4 separate regions of the Homo sapiens genome follow, and all the other regions are linked to region 1. Evidence: read pairs that join two places in POLR2A ChIA-PET (ENCODE). Cell type or tissue: GM12878. All regions are shown on one strand.

Region 1 (5,000 bases):
TGGCCAAGATGGTGAAACCCTGTCTCTACTAAAAATACGAAAATTAGCTGAGCGCGGTGGCAGGTGCCTGTAATCCCAGCTACTCAGGAGGCTGAGGCAGGAGAATTGCTTCAACCTGGGGGGCGGAGGTTGCAGTGAGCTGAGATGGCGCCACTGCACACTCCGGCCTGGGCGACAGAGCAAGACTCCATTTCAAAAAAATAAAATAAAAATACACACACACACACACACACACACACACACACACACACTCAACTGGAACAAGTTCAAAGTTTTGGATTCTATTACCTACCCAAACAAGAGTATATAGGCTTTAACTGAGTTATTTGAAGCTCTCTTAATCTCAGTGTTCTCAAAAGTAAAATAGAGATTTATTTATAAGTCTTAAATAAAATTCAATATGGCATCACAAAATAGTAGTATTTTAGAACTAATAACTAGATAGCTACAAATTTCTTGGTCCTACCATGACTGTAACTAAACGGGGTTAATTATCAAATGATTGCCAGTTGGGATCTTTGGTACATATCTGAGAGAAATTAAAAGACGTGCCTTAACTAAAAGGGACACACAAATTGTCCTAACTAAAAACCTACAAATAGTCAATGATTCAAGTCCTGATGGAGTTATCTTCTCCTCTAGATAGATTTTTTTTTTTTTTTTTTTTTTGAGAAGGAGTCTTGCTCTGTTGCCAGGCTGGAGTGCGATCTCGGCACACTGTAACCTCCGCCTCCCAGGTTCAAGCGATTGTCTTGCCTCAACCTCCCAAGTAGCTGGGATTACAGGCATGTGCCACCACACCCGGCTAATTTTTGTATTTTTAGTAGAGACGGGGTTTCACCATGTTGGCCAGGCTGGTCTTGAACTCCTAAATGCAAGTGATCCACCCGCCTCAGCCTTCCAAAGTGCTAGGATTACAGGCATGAGCCACCGCACCTGGCCCCCACCTAGATTTTCTAAAACCAAGGTCAGGGCTCAAGAAAGGAAATGAAACCGGAATACGTGACCTTGGTGCTGCTAGTGTATTTTGAACCACGAGTCTTGGAAGGAAGAGCTGCATATGGCTTGAATGTGTGACTCCTGATCCGATGCTGAAGGTACTAGAGAAGCTTTCACTTTGGAGATAGGGACAGGAAGAAAAGAAAACTTCTTTTTGAAATAAACAACTATCCCAAATCAAGGATTAAAACAAGGCATTTTTATAAAAAGGCTCAGAGTCCATGAAGAAAAAAACTATTATTTTAACACAAGGTTTCTCAACCTCTGTGCTACGACATTTTGGGAAGAATAATTCTTTGTCATGGGGGACCGTCCCATGCATTGTAGAGTGTTAGACAGCACCCACTAGGTGCCAGCAGCAACCCATCTCCAGCTCCCTAACTATGATAACCAAAAATGTCTCCAGACAATGCCAAATGTCATCTGGGGGCAAAATAACCCCCAGTTGAGAAACACTGATTTAACATTTACTTTCACTAGCTCACCTTCCTTTCTTTTTTCTCTTTAAAAAAAAAAAAAGCCACCAAGTATTGCATGCGACATACTTATGCCAAAAATTTATTCACTGTTTATATAAAATTTACCAGAGCATCCTGTATTTGTATTTGCTAAATATGGCAATCCTATGTGTGACAGAAATAAAAGATCTGGAAGCCACAGTTCCATGCTATATATGTTCTTGCCCACCTCTACTATGCTCATCAGAATAAGCTAAGAGGTCTAAAAAAGAAGCTATATCAGAGATTCTTTGATAGCTCATTCTACCTAAACCTCAGAGATGCCACAAGGCCGCTGATCACAAACTGTGCTATAGTTCTCTGGGGGACTTACCATTGGGGTCTTTCCTGAATAGTGTATTCATAACTGTAGCATGCAGTTTCACACTATTCCACTCTTTCACTATTAGTCCAGATGCCTGAAAACGTTCCAGCACTCGATCAACTAATTCTTGTAGCCTGGAGAAATTGGAGAAAAGTAATGCAGAAATCTTAGTAAACTTCTGAACATGCGATTACCAATTCAACAATGTTTATGGAGCATGTGCTCTGTGCTAATCACCATACAAAGCCCTGCATCACAGGAGGAAGAATAAGAGACTCATCTCCCACCATCATGGAGCTAAAGATCAGTCTTGTTTGTCTGCTTAACAGATAGTAGAAATAAATGATGGCAATATATTATGGTGAGCGTGAAGGGAGTGATCAACTCTACATGGAGAGGGCCAGGTTTCCACAGGAGGTTTAGACATAGTCTGGAATGATCATTAAAGATTTGCAAATAACACCAGGGAAGGAGGGGCACTTCAAGTAGAAGAAGAAACAGCAAGTGCAAAGATGCCAAGGCATGCAAGATCACAGCATATTCAAAAAACTGTCAATTATTTACAATACAGTTATGACAGAGAGTGACAGAAAAGGGACAATGGAGATGAGCTAAGTCTATAAGCAGTGGTCAGATTAGGGAAGCCACAGAAAGACTTTCAAAAGGGAATTATGTGGTCTGATGTCCATTTTTGAAAGCTGACTCAATAGCAGAGTGGGAAGGGCTTTAGAAGAGGAACAGCTACAGAGGTCAGTCAGCTAGGTGGCTACTTCAACAGTCAACATCACTATGATGTGTCAGGCACAGTTCTAAGCACTTTTTATCTGTTAAATCATTTAATCCTCATAACCAATTATTATCCCTATTTACCAATACAGAAGCCAAGGCACAGAGAAGTTACAAAACTTGACCAACTTCACAAAACTAAGTGGCAAATCCAAAATTAGAAGGGGCCGGGTGCAGTGGCTCATGTCTGTGATCCCAGCACTTTGGAAGGCTGAGGCAGGCTGATCACTTGAGGTCAGGAGTTTGAGACCAGCCTGGCCAACATGGTGAAACCCCATCTCTACTAAAAATACAAAAACTAGCCAGGTGGTAGTGGCGCGTGCATGGTGGCTCACACCTGTCATCCCAGCACTTTGGGAGGCCAAAGAGGGAAGATCACTTGAGGCCAGAAGTTCAAGATCCACTTGAGCAATATAGCAATACCTCGTCTCTACAAGAAAAATTTTTTAAATTAGCTGGGCATGGTGGCATGCACTTGTAGTCCCAGCAACTCGGGAGGCTGAAGCAGGAGGATAGCTTGACCCCAGGAGTTCAAGGCTGCAGTGAGCTGTGATTGTGCCACTGCACTCTAGCCTGGGCAGCAGAGTGAGATCACGTCTCTTAAAAAAAGAAAAACAACAATAACAAAAAACAACCCTCGGTTTCCTATGGTCTTCCAAGTAAGAGTCCAATCCTTCCTGACCCATGTGGCCTTCACAGCTTGGCTTCAGCCTGCCTTTCTGTTTCATTGCTGCCCTTCCCTTTCTATAGATTTTCTCCAGTCCTTGAATGTATTATGTTCTTTGATATTGAATCTCTCAATTACTTAGGACAAACATTGTTTTAGAATCACCTTCACTTCTTTGACTCCCTTATACCAGGGCATCTCACTTCTCACCACTTCCAGTGCCACTGTCCCAGCCACCTGGGAACCAGCAAAGACAACTGATAAGGATGAGGAAATAAGAACAGGAAGACTTCAGAGAGGCTGAAATGAGAATTACAAGGGGGAAAAAAGGAATAACCGTACAGTACAACACTCGAGAAAAGAAAAAAAGCAAAAATATGCCTCCTTGTTTCTCACAATTAGAGTCCTCTATCAGAGCAGTTTTGCTAGCACACTGGGGATAGAAATCTTCTGACGGAGGAGCCAGAGAGGAGGGAAGGCAGGAAGTGCACATAACTCTGTCAAGAAACTTGAAAGGAAGGAGAGAAACGAATACCTGGGGAATCTGAAGATACAGAGTTGAGTGAGGGCTGTGTGTGTTTTCAATGAGGAGAAAAAGTTGCAAACGCTTACTGACAAGAAATTATCCAACAGAGAAAGAAAAGGAAACCAGGCAATAGGGGAAATGGACAGAACAAGACCTCAAAGGATGGTGTGTTCACAGGTGATAGGAACACAGCAGTGAACAAAACAAGCCCCACCCTTGTGCAGCTCACATTCAGGTAGGAGGAATGAACAAACACACACGCACACCTCTGGGTGCCACATGCCTTGAAGGAGATGAAACGGCAGAGAGGGAGTAGAGTGTGAATGGGGGTGGGGGCACTATGTTAAGTAGAGTGATCAGGAAGGGTCTCCCTAATAAAGTGACATTTGACAGAGACCTGAGGGAAAAGCATTCTGGAGAGAGGAAACAGCAAATACGCATTTCTGAGACAGGCATATGCACAGAAGGACTGAGGAATAGAAAGGATGCCAGTGTCTGCAGTGAAACTAGGAAGAGAGAAGTGATGAAGTCGGAGAGGTGTGACCAGGTTAGCTGAAGCTCTCAGGCCCATGGAACGACTTCAGTAGTTACAGAGTGAGGTGGGAGCTTTTGGAGGGTGTTAGGCAGAAGACTGACATGATCTGGCTGCTGTGTGGAGGACAGACAGCAGTGGAGGCAGGACAGAAGCAGGAAGGCAGTTAGGAGGCTGTGGCAATCACCCAGATGGCTGGGACAGTGGCACTGTAAGTGGTGAGAAGTGAGATTCTCTGGTATAAGGGAATCAAAGAAGTGAAGGTGACTCTAAAACAATGTTTCTCCTGAGTATTTGAGAGATTGAATGTCAAAGAACACAATACATTCAAGGACTGGAGAAAATCTGTAGAAAGGGAAGGGCAGGCTGAAGCCAAGCTGTGAAGGCCACATGGGTCAGGCAGCATTGGACTCTTACTTGGTAAGCCATAGGAAACCGAGGGTTGTTTTTTGTTGTTGTTGTTGTTGTTTTTCTTTTTTTAAGAGACATGATCTCACTCTGCTGCCCAGGCTAGAGTGCAGTAGCACAATCACAGCTAACTGCAGCCTTGAACTCCTGGGGTCAAGCTATCCTCCTGCCTCAGCCTCCCAAGTTGTTGGGACTACAAGTAAATGCCACTGAGAGGTTAAGCCAGCTGGACTTCCTGGGTTGAATGGGGGACTTGGAGA
Region 2 (5,000 bases), 110 kb after region 1:
CCTGGTGGTAGGTTCACATGTCAGCAACCACGAGCTAATCTCACCTCACAGTTACTCTAATTTCTCGTGTCTGTCAAGTTTCCCAAGGAGGAGTTGTTTTCCCAAATCAGCCTGTTTCTTTTTATAATATAAGCTGTTTAGAGGCCAGGCACAGTGGCTCACACCTGTAATCCCAGCATTTTGGGAGGCCAAGGCGGGCAGATCACCTGAGGTCAGGAGTTCCAGGCCAGCCTAGCCAACATAGTGAAACCCCATCCCTAATAAAAATACAAAAATTAGGTGGGGCCAGGTGCGGTGGCTCACGCCCATAACCCCAGGACTTTGGGAGGCCGAGGTGGGCAGATCACCTGAGGTCAGGAGACCAGCCTGGCCAACATGGCAAAACCCTATTTCTAGTAAAAGTACAAAAATTAGCTGGTGTGGTGGTGCACGCCTGTAATCCCAACTACTCGGGAGGCTGAGGTGGGAGAATCTCTAGAACCCAGGAAACAGAGGTTGCAGTGAGCCAAGATCATGCCACTGCACTCCAGCCTGCGCAACAGAGTAAGACACTGTCTCAGAAAAAAAAAAAAAAAAAATAGCTGGGTGCAGTGGCACACGCCTGTAATCCCAACCACCCAGGAGGCTGAGGCAGGAGAATCTCTAGAACCTGGGAGGTGGAGGTTGCAGTGAGCCAAGACCGCACCACTGCATTCCAACCTGGGTGACAGTGAGACTCCGTCTCAAAAAAAAAACAAAAGAAAACCAAAAAAAACCTGTTTAGAGCAGGTAATGAAACAACATACAATTTGTTACAGCAATAGAGAGGATGTTCCTTTCCAAATGTCTGTCATTCTTTCAGCAGACGCTAGCACTGTGTGTCTAGTGTCTGCTAGATGCTAAGGATATGCTGTAAAACAAGACCCAGTCATCAACCTCAAGAAGTTTATAAATAAATATTAAGAGGAACAGAAAGGTCATTTTAAGTGTAATAATTGCTCTGATGGGGAAAGCATGAGGTGCTGGACAATCCCATAGCAGAGACAACTAATCCAGCTGGGCCAGGCATCAGAGAAGGCTTTAATGAAGGATGAGGTTTAGGCTGAGACCTGAAGAAAAAGTAAGTGGGGTGGGAAGGAAGAACTTTATAGGTGGAGGGAATACAATTTGCAGAGGCCCAAGGGTGGGAAAGGGCATCTTGCTTTTGTGGGGCTGCGGGTGGTTCGTTATGATTGATTCATAGGTGATAAGGGCAAGAATAAGGCAGAGGGTAGGACTCGTGGGCTTTGCTAAGGAATCTGAACTTCAACCAGAGGACAGTGGGGAACCACTGATGAGCTTGAGGCAGGAGCATGACAAGATCTGGTTATACTTCAGATAATTTACTTGGAGGGAATAGTGGAGAATTGGTGGTGGCGAGAGCCAGATTCCTTAGGAAGCCTTTGAGGTCGTCCAGGTAAGAGATGACTATAGGCCAAATTAAAGGTGTGGATATGACTGGGCGCAGTGGCTCATGCCTGTAATCCCAGTACTTTGGGAGGCCGAGGTGGGCGGATCACCTGAGGTCAGGAATTTGAGACCAGCCTGGCCAACATGTTGAAACTCCATCTCTACAAAAATACAAAAATTAGCCGGGCATGATGGTGGGTGCCTGTAATCCCAGCTACCCAGGAGGCTGAGGCAGGAGAATCACTTGAACCCAGGAGGCAGAGGTTGCAGTGAGCCAAGATCATGCCATTGCACTCCAGCCTGGGCGACAGAGTGAGACTGTCTCAAAAAAAAAAAAAAAAAAAAGATGTGGAGACAGAGGATGGACTTGATTTGAGAAGTGGCAGCGGGTAGTGGCTCACACCTGTAATCCCACACTTTGGGAGGCCCAAGTGGGAGGATCGCTTGAGGCCAGGAGTTAAGACCAGCCTGGCCAACATAGCAAGACCCCCACCTCTAAAAAAAAATTACAGATTAGCCATGCATGTTGGCACACACCTGTAGTTCTAGCTACTCCAGAGACCAAGGCAGGAGGAGTGCTTGAGCCCAGGAGCTCAAGGCTGCGGTAAGTTATGATCGTGCTATTGCCCGGGTGACAGAGCGAGACCCTGTCTCAAAAAAAAAAAAAGGCTGGCATGATGGCTCATGCCTGTAATCCCAGCACTTTGGGAGATGAAGGGGGGCAAATCACATGAGACCAGGAAGTTCGAGACCAGCCTGGCCAACATGGTGAAACCCCATATCTACAAAAAAGAGAAAAATTAGCCGGGCATGGTGGTGGGCACCTATACTCCCAGCTATTCAGGAGGCTGAGGCAGGAAAATCGCTTGAACCCGGGAGTCAGAGGTTGCAGTGAGCCGAGATTGCGCCATTGCACTCCAGCCTGGGCCAGAGCGAGACTCAAAAAAAAAAAAAAAAAAAAGTCATATACAGGATTCAGTGACTGGTGGAACTTGGATAACTCAGAGAGGACACCCAAGTTTTCTTGTGTCAGGAGCTGAGGGACTAGTGGTACCATTCACTGAGATGGGGTACAGAGAGGGAAGCAGGCTACAGAGTTGTTCAAAAGGCAAGTGACTCCACCGGTCTATAGTCTGGAGAGTGAGCTGGGCTGGAGTTAGATTTGAGACTCAGCAGCCTGGAGGTGTTTATTAAGACAAAGGTGGAGAGTGGATAGATTGTCCAGGGAGACAGCCCATGGAGTGAGGAGAGAATCACACCAGGGAGGGATCCTCAGGGCATGCAGACATATAAGGGACAGGCAAAGTAGGAAGATCCAGGAAAGCAACTGGCAGGAAGTCCCCAGAGAGACATGGAACAAGGAATACGGCGTCACAGAAACCAAGGGGAAAGCACATTTTGAGAAGAAGGCTGCAAACAGCAGTATATGGTGCAGCCAAGCAATTGAGACAAGGGATGGAGAAGGCTTACTGCAACCTCCGCCTCCTGGGTTCAAGCAATTCTCCTGCTTCAGCCTCCTGAGTAGCTGAGACTACAGGCGCCCGCCACCATGCCCAGCTAATTTTTGTGTTTTTAGTAGAGACGGAGTTTCGCCATGTTGGCCAGGCTAGTCTCTAACTCCTTACCTCGGGTGATCCACCCGTCTTGGCTTCCCAAAGTGCTAGGATTATAGATGTGAGCCACCACTCCCTGCCTGCTGTTGGGATCTTACCATGGAGACTGTTGGTGACTTTTTTTTTTTTTTTTTTTTGGAGACAACATCTCACTCTGCCACCCAGGTTGGAGTGCAGTGGCATGAGATCACAGCTCACTGTAACCTCGCCCTCCCAGGCTCAAGCAATCCTCCCATCTCAGTCTCCTGATTAGCTGAGACTACAGATGCATGCCACCACACCTGGCTAATTTTGTGTTTTTGGTAGAGACACGGTTTTGCCATGTTGCCCAGGCTGGTCTCAGACTCCTGAGCTCAAGCAATCCTCCCGCCCTGGCCTCCCAAAGTGCTGGGATTACAAGGTCACCGTGCCTGGCTGGTGACCTTGTCTTAAGAGCAGCCATCTCTGGGTAGCAGAGACAGAGCCAGAATGCTGTGGGGGAAGAGTGAGGGGAGGAGGGGAAAGTGGGGCTAAATCCAGGCAACACTTTCCAGAAGTTCAACGGGAAGGGGAAGCAAAAACTGAGGGACTGAGAGGGGGACAGTTAAAGGAGAATGCATAGCAAAGAGCTCGTTTTTTTCTTTTACAATGGGAGAGGTCAAAGAAAAAGGGGATAATTGGCCAGGCACGGTGGCTTACACCTGTAATCCAAGCACTTTGGGAGGCCGAGGCAGGTGGATCACCTGAGGTCAGGAGTTCGAGACCAGCCTGGCCAACATGGCGAAACCCCATCTCTACTAAAAGTACAAAAATTAGCCAGGCATGGTGGCAGGTGCCTGTAATCCCAGATACTCGGGGGGCTGAGACAGGAGAATCGCTTGAACCTGGGAGGCGGAGGTTGCGGTGAGCTGAGATCGCGCCATTGCACTCCAGCCTGGGCAACAAGAGTGAAACTCCGTCTCAAAAAAAAAAAAAGAAAGAAAGAAAAGAAAAAGGGGATAATTGACGGACGGATCCCTGAGGAAGTGGGAGGAGGTGAGAGCCAGAGCCTGGCTGGCGTGAGGCGGGAGAACAGGATGTGCTGCTGTGGGTAAATGTGTAGGAGGGGCAGCAGGAAGAGGGGGCATTCCCATCCAGTGGCCTCTCTTTTCTCAGTAAAGGAGAGGCAAGTTGGCCTACTGCCTGTGTCCCAGGGTCAGAAGGCTTGCCAAACCTATTCAGGGGCCTGTTGCAGTGAGAGGCCTTGCATTTACAGTAGCACCACTCTTTGGGGAAGTCCACCAGCAGCTCCCAGCAGCCTGGCAGGAGGAATGGAAAAAATGAGCAGTTGGTGGTTGAAGTCTTGCATGGTAGGGGTAAGGGGCTAAGCAAATTGTTGGACCAGGCTGGAGAGGGAGGGAAGTGAAAACAAAAAGAGGCCCCCAGAGAGAAACTAACAGGGTCAACCACTTATTGAGGGTCTACTATGACACAGGCAATGTGTAGGGAAAGAGAAATAAAAAGGTATGGCAGGCCGGGCACGGTGGCTCACGCCTGTAATCCCAGCACTTTGGGAGGCCGAGGTGGATGGATCACCCGAGGTCAGGAGTTCAAGATGAGCCTGGCCAACATGGTGAAACCCCGTCTCTACTAAAAATACAAAAATTAGCCGGGCATGGTGACGCACGCTTGTCGTCCCAGCTACTTGGGAGGCTGAGGCAGAAGAATTGCTTGAACCCGGGACGCGGAGGTTGTAATGAGCCGAGATCGCACTGTTGCACTCCAGCCTGGGCGAAAGAGCGAGACTCCGTCTCAAAAAAAAAAGGGCAATAGTTTCCAAACCTGGCATTCTTCAGAATTAAGCTGAAAAAAATAAAAAATGCAGAATCCTGGCTTCATTCCTGGGGTCTAGTAGGTCTAAGGGAAAGGGGGGTTGCACATGACAGTTATGTAGTCAGATCTGGAAGCCTCTTGGACCCATAGAAGAGGCAGAGGAGTAAA
Region 3 (5,000 bases), 160 kb after region 1:
GTAGGTAAGGTCCTTCCTAGGGTCCCTCAAAATCACGCCTGCTGCCCACTGCACAAATCCTGCCTGGTCCCAGAGAGGGACCACACACAGAGGAAGGGAGAACATAGTGCCAGTCCCTGAGGAAGCTCCCCTCTGCTGGAGAAACGAGAGGCAACTGGATCCCCCAATACTGCATCACTCCAGCTAAACATGGAGGGCCTTCGGAGGCATGGCAGGCAGTCGCCCGGGCTACAGCAACCAGAAGGGCTTCAAGGACCCTCCAGGGAGCAACAGGAGCCAGGGTGAGGGGGTGGGGAGGGGGATGGGCACTGGATGTGATGAGGACTGACTTGGGACGACTGACATGGGACCAGCGAGGAAGGGGTGGGCACTCTCCCAGGGCAAGACCCTCACTTTCCAATCCGTTTCCCCCTGACTGGCACCTGTAGTACAAGGTGCAGAGGGGGTCAGGAGGTGGGTTCTGAAGCCCTGGCATTGGGGTGTTACCAATGGGCACCCATTCAATATCTCTTCAGTTCCTCCTTTGGAGAAACCCTCTTCCCTCCTTCCTTTTCAGCCCATTGGAGCAGGTGAGGCTGCAGGTGTGGGGCCTGTGAACAGATTTGCCAATCAACACAGGGTTATTCCTGCCTTGCCCCTGGTATCTGTGTGGTCACATGACCCCAACTGTCCAGTTACAGTGAAACCCGGGACATGTGTCACAATTCCCAAGGACAGAGCCTCTTTCTACTCAACTGGAACTTGGGATGATGTGCCCCTGCAGCTGCAGCAGGTGCTCATGGAGCCCAAACACTTCCCAAGACAGCAAAGGCAAAGTACAAACAAGTACAAAGACTCTGGGAAATGAGTCTTCATGACGTCGTGGTGTCGCCAGATCGAGTCATGCCTGGGGTTCTCAGTTTCCTGAGCCAGTAGATTCCCTTTTTAGCATAAATCAGTTTGAGTCAGGTTTTCTGGCATTTGCATCATTAAGAGTCTGACATTCATATGGTGAATTTTCTTTTCTTTTTTTTCTTTTTTTTTTTTTGAGATGGAGTTTCGCTCTTGTTGCCCAGGCTGGAGTGCAATGGTGCGATCTCGGCTCACCGCAACCTCTGCCTTCTCCTGGGTTCAAGCGATTCTTCTGCCTCAGCCTCCTGAGTAGCTGGGATTATAGGCATGCGCCACCATGACCGGCTACTTTTGTATTTTTAGTAGAGACGGGGTTTTTTCCATGTTGGTCAGGCTGGTCTCAAACTCCGGACCTCAGGTGATCTGCCCGCCTCGGCCTCCTAAAGTGCTGGGATTACAGGCGTGAGCCACCGCGCCCGGCCATGGGTCTGTTCTTAAATGGGGCTTCCAGAGGGAACCTCAGCCTGTTTTGAAATAACAAGGATCCAGGCACGGTGGCTCACGCCTATAATCCCAGGACTTTGGGAGGCTGAGGCGGGCGGATCACGAGGTCAGTAGTTTGAGACCAGCCTGACCAACATGGAGAAACCCCATCTCTACTAAAAATACAAAATTAGCCGGGTGTGGTGGCGCATGCCTGTAATCCCAGCTACTCAGGAGGCTGAGGCAGGAGAATTGCTTGAACCCGGGAGGCGGAGGTTGCGGTAAGCCGAGATCGCGCCATTGCACTCCAGCCTGGGAAACAAGAGCGAAACTCCATCTCAAAAAAAGAAAAGAAAAGAAGAGAAAGGACAATAAGGAGTTAGAAACACTTTCTCCCTTCCCTCCTTCCCGAGGGGCGGGCTCCATCTTCTTTATTTTTTATTTTTAGAGAAGAGGTCTCCCTATCTTGCCCAGGCTGGTCTCAAACTCCTGGTCTCAAGCGATCCTCCGGCCTCGGCCTCCCAAAGTGCTGGGTTTAAGACGTGAGCCACCGCGCCCTGCCTCCATGTTCTTTAATCTGCTGTCCCTGGCCCAGGGACCTCCGCAGATAAAGCTCGGTTTCCCCTTTCTGACGCTGTTACCAGTTTGCGGCGGTTAACCCCCCAGAGAGAGCCTGACGCAGATTTGCTGCAGGAAACCACCGAGTCTCACGGCTTGGCACGAACTCTTCCTTCCGGGCCGGCCAGGATGCCTGAGCGTGGGGGTGGGCAGGGCACCTCCTACTTCCCCCCGCAGATAACCACCAACCCGGCCACATCATTCTCACATCTGGGAACTGAGCTCACTCGAGGCTTTTCTCACGTAGCCTCCTTTGAACCTGTTTCCTCATCTGTAAAATGGGGCTAAGGATAGCATCCACCTATTTCAGGGTCGTTTTGAGGGAATCCTGGAGAGAAAACTAGGGTTTTCAGCAAAAGGATCGGCACAAAGTAGATGTTCGCCGCTCCCCTCCCTCCTTCCCGCTCCCCCGGGCAGGAAGGCTCGCGTGCGCGAGGCCACAGCGCAAGCGGGTGCAGAGCAGGATTCGAACAGGGTTCCATGCAACTCCGTGCCCAGGGTCCTACCACCGCCTGAGCTCAGCGGTCTTCAGCCAGCGGGGCCCTTCCACCCCCTTCCTTAATAGTTTTCCTCCTCCGCCTCCTGCACGGCCTCCGCCTCCGCCTGACCGTCCTCGGAAACCTCCCAGCCGCAGCCCGGCCCTCCCCAGCGGCCTGAGTGGCCTCCTCCCGCGGCGCCCCCCAGCTCCGCACCTCCCCAGCCCCGCCCGAGGCGCGCCCAGCGAGCGTGACCCCGACCCAGGGCCACGGCTGCGCCCGTAGGATCGCGGGCGCGCGGGTCTCCATGAGGGACTGGGAGAGATGCGTCACCCGCTAATCCCTCAACTGGGTCGCACCCGGTCTGCCTTGGTTGGTCCCTTCTGATGGCGGAGGCGGGACCTCGACTTGGTGGCCAATGAGGAGCCTCGTGGGGGTGCTCTCGGCTGCCATGGCAACGGAGGGGCCGCCCGCTTCCCCGCGGGGCGAGGCCGGCTCTCCCAGGACTGGCCACATTGCAGTCACGCGCTGTGGCCCCAGTCCTGTTAGCATGAGGTGGGGGTCAGAAGTTGAGGAACAACTCGGACCTAAAGCCTTGACAATTGCCAACAGTGTAGACAAGTCCCAGCATGCCCAAAATTTATAAGAGAAGGCTGCCTGGAAGAGGGACACGATGAGGAGGGTCTGCTGAAACGGACAAAGAAACCCAGTTCAGTGCAGTGGAGTGGACATGGCACGGGCAGGGCACGGAGTGGGGTCGGTGCTTAGTAAGCGGATTAGGGTTTCCAAGCCAAGACCCACCCAGGGCAGGATGGGGAACCAAGGTGAGCAGGTGCGCTGAATTGTGGGTCTCACACTGTCCTTCAGTGTCCCGCAGGAAGAGAGAGCTAAGGATCACCAGGGTCATTCCCCTGCCTCAGGCAGCCTGCACTCCACCTTAGGTACAGTCATGTCCGGTCTTCAGCATTCATTAACCTCGTATTCTTCCCAGGAAGAGGAAGGTGACCAGGTTCATTGTCCCCATTTCATAAATGAGAAAACTGATGCCTGCCTGCTAAAGTAGCTCACCCTTGGGCCGTGGGGCCTGGCATTGGGCCCAAGCGGGGCCCTTCCAGGGAAGCCCCAGCCCGCAGTTCTGACGTTGCCCACCCTTGCTGATGGTGCAGGGATGTCAGGGGCAACTGAGCCCCATGTTTAACGAGGCAGGTGAGCTGGGGTCAGAACCCTGCCCTGGCCTCTGATGGCCCTGGGTGGGGATGTGTCTAACTCCCTCCTCAGTCACTCTGGGAGGGAGTCCAGTGTTGCCCCACGCTCGTGGCCTCCAGAAGCCCACAGTCTAATGGGGAGACAGACCCTACAGGGACCACATGATGTGAGAAATGCTGCAGGGGTGACGTGGACAAAGCACAGGGGAGCACAGGAGAAGGGGTGCCTGAGTCGGCCCAGGGAAGTCAGGGAAGGCCTCACAGCGGAGGCAACCCCAACACAAGATGCAGAGTGCTTGCTAGGCAGCCAAGCAAGGGGACGGTCGCCATCCCAGGCAGAGGGAGCAAAGGCCTAGAGGCCACCTGTCTGCAAAGCCTAGAGGCATCCCTGAGAGTGGCTCCGAAGAACAAGTCTAGGAGTGTGGACTACAACTTTAGGCAAGGCCCAGGCTGCAAAGTGAATACCAAAGACAGGGCTGTGTGCTCCACAGTTGGGTGCTTTCAGCCCCCTTCTGAATCAGCAGGCACCCACATACACTTTTCTCTAACTGGCAGATTCACAGAACCCCAAGAACCTTTCTCAGGACCCCACTTTGAGAAGTATTGGATTAGAAGTTAACACTGTCCGGCTCACAGTGGCTCACGCCTGTAATCCCAGCACTTTGGGAGGCTGAGGAGGGCGGATCTCTTGAGGTCAGGAGTTCAAGACCAGCCTGGCCAATATGGTAAAACCCCATCTCTACTAAAAATCCAAAAATTAGCCGGGTGTTGTGGCACACGCCTGTAGTCCCAGCTACTCGGGAGGCCAAGGCACGAGAATCGCTTCAACTGTTAGGCAGAAGTTGCAGTGGGCCAAGATCACGCCACTGCACTCCAGCCTGGCTGATGGAGTGAGACTCTGTCTTGAAAAAAAAAAAAAAAAAAAAGGCCGGGCACAGTGGCTTACATCTGTAATCCCAGCACTTTGGGAGGCTGAGGTGGGTGGATCACCCGAGGTCAGCAGTTCGAGACCGGCGTGGCCAACGTGGCGAAACCCTGCCTCTACTAAAAATACAAAAAAAAAAATTAGCTGGGCCCGTGGTGGTGTGCGCCTGTAATCCCCGCACTTGTGGAGGCTGAGGCAGGCGGATCACTTGAGATCAGGAATTTGAGACCAGCCTGGCCAACGTGGTGAAACCCCATCTCTACTAAAAATATGAAACTTAGTCCAGCGTGGTGGTGGGCGCCTGTAATCCCAGCTACTTGGGAGGCTGAGGCAAGAGAATCACTTGAACCCAGGAGGCAGAGGTTGCAGTGAGTTGAGATCGTACCATTGTACTCCAGCCTGGGCGACAGAGCGAGACTCTGTCTCCAAAAAAAAAAAAAAAAAAAAAAAGGAAGTTAACAC
Region 4 (5,000 bases), 120 kb after region 1:
TCAAGACCCATCTCCAAATAAGGTCACATTCTGAGATACTGGGGTTAGGACTTCAAAATACAAATTGGAGTGGGGACAACACAATTCAACGTGCAACAACAATCTCTAACCCAGCCCTCTCTTTATTTTATTTATTTATTTTTATTTATTTATTTATTTATTTTTTGAGATGGAGTCTCGCTCTTGTTGCCCAGGCTGAGTGCAATGGTGCAATCTTGGCTCACCGCAACCTCCACCTCCTGGGTTCAAGTGATTCTCCTGCCTCAGCCTCCTGAGTAGCTAGGATTACAGGCATGCACCAACATGCCCAGCTAATTTTGTATTTTTAGTAGAGACAGGGTTTCACCATGTTGGTCAGGCTGGGCTCCAACTCCCAACCTCAGGTGATCCACTCGCCTCGGCCTCCCAAAGTGCTGGGATTACAGGCGTGAGCCACTGCGCCCAGCTATTTATTTTTTGAGATGGAGTCTCGCTCTGTCGCCCAGGCTGGAGTCCAGGGGCGTTACCTCAGCCCACTGCAACCTCTGCCTCCCAAGTTCAAGTAATTCTCCTGCCTCAGCCTCCCAAGTAGCTGGGATTACAGGTATGTGTCACCACACCTGGCTAATTTTTGTGTTGTTAGTAGAGATGGGGTTTCACCATGTTGGCCAGACTGGTCTCGAACTCCTGACCTCAAGTAATCCCCCCTCCTCAGTCTACCAAAATGCTGAGATTACAGGTGTGAGCCACCGTGCTCAGCCTCCAGCTGTTATTTTTATTGACAAAGTTATGAAAATATTTGAGTGGGAAAGTGATTTGCACAGGCTCCATCAAGTTGACAAAACCAAGATCGGAACACAGGTCTTTTGGGGCCCCCAGCCTTCAGCAGACTTCCCCAGGAGTAGCAGTATTGCCTGCTTTTGGAAACCTCTTCTCCAAGAAGGGAATCCCTGAGCTTGGGCCAGTCTAGGAAGCACCCAGTTGAATCTACAGGCCTAGGACACATGAAAACCCTTTTACCAACCAACATCTGGAAAGGGACTCTGCAATGCCAGGGTAGAAGGAGCCTTATTCATGGAGCTTCATAGAGGCACTGGGTCTTATTTTCTTTGAGACGGAGTTTCACTCTTCTTGCCCAGGCTGGAGGGCAGTGGTGTGATCTCGGCTCACTGCAACCTCCGCCTCCCGGGTTCAAGCGATTTTCCTGCCTCAGCCTCCCGAGTAGCTGGGATTACGGGCATGCACCACCATGCCCAGCTAATTTTTGCATTTTTTTAGTAGAGATGGGGTTTCTCTATGTTGGTCAGGCTGGTCTCAAACTCCCGACATCAGGTCCTCCGTCTGCCTCAGCCTCCCAAAGTGCTGGGATTACAGGCATGAGCCACCCCCTCCGGCTTGGGTCTTATTTTCAATGGCCAGGCCTCTCATTAACGTGGCAGGAATGCAGCCTGTGCGGAGCTCCCAACAGTGCAGTTTGCCAGAAGTTGGCTGGGATTGTGCTGGGTTTCTCAAGGTTCCCCTCCTTGTTCACTCTCTTCAGACCCACCTTTGCCTGCAGCTGGCAAGCAGCTGATAGATCTCTATTTTGCTGTTGTGAGAATTCACCAAAAAGGCACTTCTAAAAGCCTCATGCAACTAGCAGGAGAAACATAGGTTTAGAGCCTTGCTCCTGCAGCTTCAAAAACAAGGAGGCAAAAATTGAGATTGAATATAGCACAGAGTGTGGGTGACACCAAACCACGGACTGAGTTGATAGGCTGCAGGGAAGGAAGTGAAAAGTTCACCTTGTCCTTCCGTCTAACAGAGGACTGCTGGTTTTGCAGAGGTTTGCTTTTTTTTTTTTTTCCATTCAATAAAAATAGCTCGGTGGGACAACATATTATAGCATTCGTGGAAATAAAAACTAGGAACCACATCATAGGATGTTCTGCTCCAAACTTGGCGCTGATCCCCCAGGCAGCTCCAAGTTCCCTCTGATTCAGGCAGCAGCGACGGAGGCCCTCCCCTGTCCCAGGTGGGACCCGGCCTTCAGAGAGGAAGGGAGGTGGTGGTATGAGGCATCAGCTGTTTCCTTTGCCTGTGGGCCAAGATCCTTGCCATGGCAGAAATACAACTTTGTCCCCAGTGTCTGCCTTCTGCACTGTAAAAAGCAAGTTTCCATCACAAAGGGTTGCGATTCAGGAAACCAGGGTTAGAGGCAAACGGGTCTTATTTGAAAATGGTAAAACCTGGCCAGGCCTTGGACTTCCTGCATTGGTTGCTCTCCTGGGACCTGGGACCAGCCCAGCAGGGTGGGGTGGGGCAGCAATGCAGGTTACAGGATGTGAAAGTGGGGACTGAGGTTAGGAAAAAGAATAAAAGGCTGTGACCAGAACACACCCAGCAGAGGCCATGTGCAGTTCTCTTCTTCAGGGTTTCCTGTGGGTACACTGAGAACATTGTGTTCTGGCTGAGAACTTATCCGGCGGAGCCTGCTGCATACGTGGCCCCTGGGTCCTAGTGCTGCCTCTTACCTAGCCTCAGGCCTGGCTCCCCTGCCTGCACCTGCGTGCAGCCCACTGTATGACCCAGGGAGGCTGTCTCCATTGTGTCCTCCTGCTGGGTGAGGCCCCCGGCCACCAGACTCCGAGCACTTAAGATTCTGACCCATCCCGCATTTCCAAAGCATCTTCAGCGTGCCGGGTGCCATCACACAGTCGCGTTTCATATCCCTCATAACAAAACATCCTTCAGATGACAAAACTGAGGTTCAGGGAAACTGAGAGGAACAACCAACATCAGTATTTATTTTTATTTATTTATTTTAGAAAGGGGGGTTTCACTTCCACCCAGGTTGGAATGCAGTGGTGCGTTCATAGCTCACTGCAGCTTCCAACTCCGGGCCTCAAGTGAACCTCAGCCTCCTGAGCAGCTGGGACTACAGGCACGCACCACCACCCCTGGCTCATTTTTGTATTTTTTGTAGAGACAGGGTCTCATTATGTTGCCCAGGCTGGTCTCGAACTCCTGGGCTCAAGCAACCCTCCCGCCTCGGCTACCCAAAATGTTGGGATTAAGACATAAGCCACTATGTGCCTGGCCTATGCCAGTATTTATTTATTTATTTATTTATTTATTTATTTATTTATTTATTTATTTATTTATTTTTGAAATGGAGTTTTGCTCTTGTTGCCCAGGCTGGAGTGCAGTGGCATGATCTCGGCTCACCGCAACCTCTGCCTCCCGGGTTTAAGCAGTTCTCCTGCTTTAGCCTCCCGAGTAGCTGGGATTATAGGCACCCACCACCACACCGGGCTAATTTTTGTATTTTTAGTAGAGACAGGGTTTCACCATGTTGGCCAGGCTGATCTTGAACACCTGACCTCAGGTGATCCACCTGCCTCAGCCTCCCAAAGTGCTGAGATGACAGGCGTGAGCCACCATGCCTGGCTGCCACTATTTATTAAAGGTTCTTGGATGCAGGTCTCATGTCACTTCGGGATAACTGATTTTGAGGCATTATTTCAAACTCTTGCAATGAATGTGAGCATTTTCTCTCAAAGTTTCTCTCCAGGTGATTTTGAGAATAGATGCTTTCTCTTTTTTATTTTTTGTTTGCTTGAGACAGGGTCTCATTCTGTCGCCCAGGCTGGAGTGTGCAGTGGCGTGATCTTGGCTCATTGCAGCTTCAACCTCCCTGGATCAATTGATCCTCCTGCCTCATCCTCCTGAGTAGCTGGGACTACAGGTTTGCACCACCAAGCCCCGCTAATTTTTTTTTTTTTTTTTTTTTTGAGACGGAGTCTCTTTCTGTCGCCCAGGCTGGAGTGCAGTGGTGCAATCTCGGCTCACTGCAACCTCCACCTCCCGGGCTCAAGCAGTTCTTCTGCCTCAGCCTCCCGAGTAGGTGAGACTACAGGCATGCGTCACCACGCCTGGCTAATTTTTGTATTTTTAGTAGAGACGGGGGTTTCACCATATTGGCCAGGCTGGTCTCGAACTCCTCACCTTGTGATCTGCCCGCCTTAGCCTCCCAAAGTGTTAGGATTACAGGCATAAGCCACCATGCGCAGCCAATTCTCTTATTTTGTTGTTGTTATTGTTGTAGAGACAGATCTCACTGTGTTGCCCAGGCTGGTATTGAACTCCTGGACTCAAGCCTTCCTCCCACCTCAGCCTCCCAAAGTGCTGGGATTACAAGGTGTGAGCCACCACACCTGGTTGGTACTTTCTTAATGATTCTCTGAAATAGATAAAAGCTCAGGCAGGTGGGCCCAGAGCTGTCCAGAGGAGCCTGAGCCTGAGTCCCGCCCTGGCCTGCTCAGAGCCAGGAGAGTCTGCCCTCTGCATGAACTCCCTCAACTGCTGATCTGCTGCCATAAGCCTCTATGCAGCAGCCACATCAGCCTCTGGATTCTTCTGTGCTGTGTAAGGTCCTGGAACTCAGAGGCATATGCTGGGTCCCATAGCCAAGGATCAGTGGGCCAGCAGAGGAGAGGGGACTTAGGAGGGGGATGGAGGCTCTCCAGTTAGATCTTTGCAATTCTTTGGGTTTTTTTGTTTGTTTCTTTCTTTGTTTTGTTTTTTTTTTTTTTTTAATAATAAAGACAAGATCTCACTATGTTGCCCAGGCTGGTCTCAAACTCCTAAGCTCAAGTGATCCTCCCACCTCGGCCTCCCAAAGTGCTAGGATTACATGCGTGAGCCACTGTGCCTGGCCATCTTTGAAAAAAAATTTTTTTTTTTTTTGATGGAGTCACTCTGTCGCCCAGGCTGGAGTGCAGTGGTGCGATCTTGGCTCACCACAACCTCTGCCTTCCGGGTTCAAGCAATTCTCCTGCCTCAGCTTCCCGAGTAGCTGGGATTACAGGTGCATGCCATCACGCCCTGCTAATTTTTTTTGTATTTTTAGTGGAGATGGGGTTTTGCCATGTTGGCCAGGCTGGTCTCAAACTCCTGACCTCAGGTGATCTGCCTGCCTTGGCCTCCCAAGGTGCTGGGATTACAGGCATGAGCCACTGCTCCCAGCCCATCTTTGCAAT

The links. ChIA-PET counts read pairs that join two places held together with the same protein. Peaks named below come from ENCODE experiments on the same cell type or tissue, not always from the same donor. Only the 100,000 strongest peaks of a DNase experiment are listed, where the experiment ranks them.
Region 2: POLR2A ChIA-PET joins it to region 1 with 7 read pairs; 8 of 35 experiments call an interaction of 5 or more read pairs at or near these places.
Region 3: POLR2A ChIA-PET joins it to region 1 with 6 read pairs; 4 of 35 experiments call an interaction of 5 or more read pairs at or near these places.
Region 4: POLR2A ChIA-PET joins it to region 1 with 6 read pairs; 8 of 35 experiments call an interaction of 5 or more read pairs at or near these places.

The regions. Positions count from the first base shown.
Region 1 is chr10:72,131,227-72,136,226 of GRCh38, forward strand. It overlaps ASCC1 (activating signal cointegrator 1 complex subunit 1), which reads right to left. Exons shown (of 10, transcript NM_001198800.3): 8 at 1,831-1,955. Among named protein-coding and RNA genes, the nearest start is that of SPOCK2, 45 kb to the left of the region's middle. In GM12878, a CTCF peak has its summit at 1,338 (motif pointing right); DNase peaks (open chromatin) are centred at 1,065, 1,835, 2,475, 4,375 and 1 weaker place; H3K4me3 peaks cover 839 bases; H3K27ac peaks cover 4,326 bases.
Region 2 is chr10:72,238,681-72,243,680 of GRCh38, forward strand. No RefSeq gene overlaps it. Among named protein-coding and RNA genes, the nearest start is that of ASCC1, 25 kb to the left of the region's middle. In GM12878, no CTCF peak of the experiment used is centred here; no DNase peak of the experiment used is centred here.
Region 3 is chr10:72,295,344-72,300,343 of GRCh38, forward strand. No RefSeq gene overlaps it. Among named protein-coding and RNA genes, the nearest start is that of DDIT4, 24 kb to the left of the region's middle. RefSeq lists enhancers at 528-822, 1,827-2,126, 2,778-3,434, 3,047-3,136 and a silencer at 2,487-2,756. In GM12878, no CTCF peak of the experiment used is centred here; DNase peaks (open chromatin) are centred at 801, 2,098 and 2,798; H3K4me3 peaks cover 2,092 bases; H3K27ac peaks cover 4,084 bases.
Region 4 is chr10:72,246,571-72,251,570 of GRCh38, forward strand. No RefSeq gene overlaps it. Among named protein-coding and RNA genes, the nearest start is that of DDIT4-AS1, 25 kb to the right of the region's middle. RefSeq lists enhancers at 1,330-1,897, 1,898-2,466, 2,467-3,033, 2,502-2,601. In GM12878, no CTCF peak of the experiment used is centred here; DNase peaks (open chromatin) are centred at 1,741 and 2,331; H3K4me3 peaks cover 2,000 bases; H3K27ac peaks cover 3,328 bases.